2 separate regions of the Homo sapiens genome follow, and region 2 is linked to region 1. Evidence: read pairs that join two places in POLR2A ChIA-PET (ENCODE). Cell type or tissue: MCF 10A. All regions are shown on one strand.

Region 1 (2,500 bases):
GCTACTCAGGAGGCCGGGGTGGGAGGATCACCTGAGCCCAGGAAGTTGAGGCTGCAATGAGCACTCTAGCCTGGGTGCTGGAGTGAGACCTTGTCTCAAAAAAAAAAAAAAAAAAAAAAAAGTTAAAAAATCAAAGACCAGCATACTGGAGTCTGTTTTTCTTAATTCTAGATGTGCTTCTTGACCACTTTCCTTGTCGTTGAACCATCTTCCTGTTTTTTCAGCACCAAATGTATGTTCCATGATTGTAGATATACTCAGCAGCCTCAAGGCTATTGTAAAGCAGGGCTGAGCTTGCCTTACAATGTTAATTGCACCAAAAAAACAACTTCTCTGCTGAAAGTTAAGCAGGTGAAGCTCTGGGCAAGGATACAGCTGGATGACGAAATTCAGGGCATTGCTGAGCTGCTTTTCAGGTGCCCAATCTTTAACCTTCTTGATATTGAATTGGCTAAATCAAAATAAGTGCCCAAGACTGCCCTTTCCCTAAGTTGAAAGTCATCTCACCAAGGAACTGCAGTGTGACATTTTGATTTGTTGAGCCTTTGTTGATTCTTAGATTGTCTATGTAAATAACCACTTTGACCTTGACTCCTTACTGTTTTTCTTATAGCATATGAAGGAACTGAGAATACTAGTATTGAAATAGCTGCCTTTGGCTGTGGAACTGGTGACTGTTGCATTTGTTTTTTAACTTTCATGTATAAACATTTATTTTAAGTCACATTTCCATAGATGGTTTTCCTTACTTCATTCACATATCATCAGTTTTCTTAGTTTTGTTACTCTGCTCAGCCACACAAGGGGAATAAACTTTTTACAAGAGCCAGAATTCCCAAGTGCAGTAGTTAATAAGAAGGAACATATGGTGTGCAGGTTACTCAATCACATCTTATCTTTGGCACCTGCCTCCGTCCTGTAACTTGCGATGCTCTGGGGGCCAGATCATGTTATGTGGCTATGATATATTTAATTATAGTGTCCTTTTTCATAAGTTGACATCAAGTGAACCCAGCAAGCCAAAAATCTCTATAAGAAGTAATTTGGGAAATGGGAAGGTAAGTTCCACAGGGAATGAGGTAGTACTAGCTGAAAGGGATTTCTTCCTTGTGTTCTTGAAAATGAGTGATAGGAGTGTTGGCGCACAGCAGGGAAAACAAGGCAGGAGAGGATTTATTTCAGAAATATTAAAACTTTCTGACAATAAGGCTGCAAGCCCAAGAACCTCAACTAGATTGTGCTTACATCAGTATCAGTAATGACCGTGTTCAAACAGACCCTTTATTGCTTTTGGCAAACATATCCACCTTCCACTGGCTTTGTTGCTGTCAGGAGAGAATGAGTTGAGCCATGTTAGCACTTCTTGTCCTGAATTGTTTAAGCTCTTGATTTGGTTAATTATAGAGTACTAAAATGGAATGTTTTGGATAAAGACATGGGAATGTGGTAGCAGTATGACTCCTTTTGCCTGTTACAAGAGTACTGCTCTGAAAAGTGTTCAGTAAGGCAATTGGCAGTTGGTCTGTAATAATAGTTACCAATAATTAGCCTTTTTTTTTTTTTTTTTTTTTTTGAGACAGAGTTTTACTCTTGGTGCCCAGGCTGGAGTGCAATGGTGCAATCTCAGCTCACCGCAACCTCCGCCTCCCGGGTTCAAGCGATTCCCCTGCCTCAGCTTCCTGAGTAGCTGGGATTACAGGCATGCACCACCATGCCCGGCTAATTTTCTATTTTCAGTAGAGATGAAGTTTCTCCATGTTGGTCAGGCTGCTTTCAAACTCCCGACCTCAGGTGACCTGCCTGCCTCGGCCTCCCAAAGTGCTGGGATTACAGATGTGAGCCATTAGCCTTTTATGTGCCAGGAGTTGTCATAGGGGTTCTGTAATCCTCACAACCATACTATGAGATGTAGGTGGCATTATTTCCATTTTATAGATGCAGAAATGAGATCCTGGGAGGTTAAGTGCCTTGCCCAAGGTTATACATCTAGAAAGTGTCAGAGGTAGAACTTAAATCCAGGGCTGTCCGTCTCCAAAGCCCATGTCCTTTTCATTATGCCACAGTGATTCTAACTTCTTAGATGCTGAGTTCTTGCTTTCTCCCAGAGGTCTTTTAGAATACTAAGTGAACTCTAAGGCGTGTCTGTCTGGCTAAGGCTTAGGTCATCCCAAGACCAAAGTAAGGCAGGTCTGAGTTAGAGCTTTAGGAAGAGGATGGGAGAAAATTGTACAAATGTAGAACTTGAAAGAATTGTAAATTTAGAAGAGGAGAATAAAAGCATCTTATACAGAAAAGCATTTCAAGATCAATGATGCAGCTTCACACTGGTAATTTACTGATAATCTGAGAAATTTATCCATATTTTAAAAGTTATAAATAAATTTGGAGTACCTGAGGAATATACCCTTTCTTCCTGTTCAGCTAACACTTTTTCCCTATTCTTTAAGCCTCACCATCTCTATGAGTCAATCTTTGATAAGAGCTTTTGAAAATTGCAAAG
Region 2 (2,500 bases), 79 kb after region 1:
TTTGCCCTTTTGAGGCTATGTTCTAGATCTTGTCGGTGTGCTTTATTCTTTTGTATTCTTTTTTCTTTTGTCTCCTCTGGGTGTGTGTTTTCAAATAGCCTGTCTTCAGGCTCACAGTTCTTCTGCTTGAGCAATTCTGCTATTAAGAGACTCTGATGCATTCTTCAGTGTGTCAATTGTATTTTTCCACTACAGAATTTCTGCTTTATTCTTTTTTTAATTATTTCAATTTCATCGTTAAGTTTATCTGATAAGATTCTGAATTCTTTCTTATGTCATCTCGAATTTCTTTGAGTTTCCTCAAAACAGTTATTTTGAATTCTGTCTGAAAGGTCACATATCTCTGTTTCTCTGAGATTGGCCTCTGATGCCTAACTTTGTTTGTTTGGTCAGATCATGTTTTCCTCCTGGTCTTGATGCTTGTGGATGTTTGTCAGTGTCTGGGCATTGAAGAGTTGGGTATTTGTTGACTTCTTAGCAATCTGGGCTTATTTGTACCTGTGCTTCTTGGGAAGGCTTTCCAGATATTCAAAGGGACTTGGGTGTTGAGATCTGTTTTTGGTCACTGCAGCCATATCTGCATTAAGTGGCACCCCAAACCCAGTAATGCTGTAGTTCATACAGACTCGTAGAGGTATCACCTCGATGGTCTTGGGTAAGATCCAGATGAATTCTCTGGATTACCAGGCAGAGACTCTTGTTACCTTACTTTCTTCCAAACAAACGGAGTCTCTCTCTGTCTCTGTGCTGAACTGCCTGGACCTAGGGGTGAGGTAACACAAGCAGCCCTGTGGCCACCAACACTGGGACGCATTGGGTCAGTCCTGAAGCCAGTAAAGTGTTGAATCTTGTCCAGGGGGTGCTGTGACCACTACCTGGCTGCTGCGTATGTTCACTCAAGGCCTTAGGGCTCTACAGTCAGCAGGTAGTGAAGCCAGCTAGTCTTGTGCCTTTCCCTTCAGGGTGGCAAGTTCCCTTGGGCCCTGGGCAAGTCCAGAGATGCTGTTCAGGAGCCAGCGCTTGGAGTTGGAAACCTTAGAAAGAAATCTACTTGGTGCCCTATTCCATTGCAGCTATGCTGGCAGTGAAACCACAAGACAAATCCTTCCTATTCTTCCCTACCCTTTCCCCAGGCAGAGGAGTCTCTTCCCATGTCCACCACCACCACCACAGGCCTATGAGTACCAGGGCACCACTGATGTTCACTTAAGGCCCAAGGGCTCTTCAGTCAGCTTGTGGTGAATGCTGCCAGGCCTAGAACTCACCCTTCAGGGCAGTGGGCTCCCCTCTGGCTCAGGGTAGGTCTAGAAATGCAATGCAAGAGCCAAGGCCTGGAATCAGGGACCCCAAGAGCCTGTTTGGTACTCTTCCCCACTTTGACTGAACTGGTACCTAAGCTGCAAGACAAAGTCTCCTTTATTCTTTCCTCTCCATTTCTCAAGCAGAAGGATTCTCTCCTCATAGCCAACACAGTCGTGAATTTGCTGGGACACACCTGAAGTCAGCATGGCTCAAGAGTCTTACCTAAGACCCATGGCAGGTCCTAGCTGGTTGCCGCTGCTGATTATTTAGAGCCCAAGGGCTGTTTAGTCAGCAGGTGATGAATCCTGCCAGGACTGTTTCCCTTCTGGCCTAAGATATGTCTAGAAATGTCCGGGAGCTAGGGCCTGGAATGGGACCTTATGATCCTGCCTGGTGCTCTTTCCTACTGTGGCTGAACTGGTATCTAAGTTGTAAAACAACATCCTCTTTACTCTTCCTTCTCCTCTCCTCAAGCAGAAGAAAGGGGTCTCTTCTGAAGCTGGGAGCTTCAAGCTGCACTGCCTTGGGTTGAGGGAGGGGTGACGCAAGCACTCCCTTAGCCACCCTGGCTGACATCTCACTAAGTTATGTGCCCCTCAAGTCCCCTGGCTCCAAGCCCAGCACAGCACTAGGACTTGCCCAGGAGTTGTAGTCCTAGTGGCCTAGACAGCCTTTCAAGTTTACTTAGAACCCCAGAGCACTTTAGCCCATGGTAGCAGGCCTTATGGAAGTTACAGATATGACTGCTGGGTTGGGTGATTCCCCTCTGGCTAGGGCTTTTCTGAATGCTCCCTCTGTGGGTACCTGCTGAGTCCTGTCTGGTGTTGCCAGCACTGAGTTCCAATGCAAAGTTGCACAATCACTGAGCTCTCCCTGCCACAGCATACAGATTGCCCATGTGGGTGCTGCCAGGGGATGGGAGAGGGGTGTTGTTGCATTTCAAGATTGTTTTTCCTGCCTTTTTCAGTACCTCTTTCAGTGATATGTAGTTAAAACCAGGTACTGTGATTGCTCACATGATTTTGATTCTAATTGAAGGTGCTTTTTTTGTGTAGATAGTTGTTAAATTTGGTGTTCCTGCAGGGAGGATGATCAGTGGAGACTTCTATTCAGCTATCTTACTCCATGTCTTCTCAGGAGAAGATTCTTTATGTTCATTTAAAAAACAGAAACATTCAGATAGTAGAATTATTCTAAG

What was found. Peaks named below come from ENCODE experiments on the same cell type or tissue, not always from the same donor. Only the 100,000 strongest peaks of a DNase experiment are listed, where the experiment ranks them.
Region 2: POLR2A ChIA-PET joins it to region 1 with 6 read pairs; 7 of 35 experiments call an interaction of 5 or more read pairs at or near these places.

What each region holds. Positions count from the first base shown.
Region 1 is chr7:129,227,512-129,230,011 of GRCh38, forward strand. The region is part of intron 1 of AHCYL2 (adenosylhomocysteinase like 2); the gene reads left to right. Among named protein-coding and RNA genes, the nearest start is that of AHCYL2, 3.7 kb to the left of the region's middle. In MCF 10A, no CTCF peak of the experiment used is centred here; no DNase peak of the experiment used is centred here.
Region 2 is chr7:129,306,225-129,308,724 of GRCh38, forward strand. All of the region lies in intron 1 of AHCYL2 (adenosylhomocysteinase like 2), which reads left to right. It overlaps LOC124900234 (a long non-coding RNA gene), which reads left to right. Exons shown (of 2, transcript XR_007060519.1): 1 at 1-2,500. Among named protein-coding and RNA genes, the nearest start is that of AHCYL2, 82 kb to the left of the region's middle. In MCF 10A, no CTCF peak of the experiment used is centred here; DNase peaks (open chromatin) are centred at 1,557 and 2,017.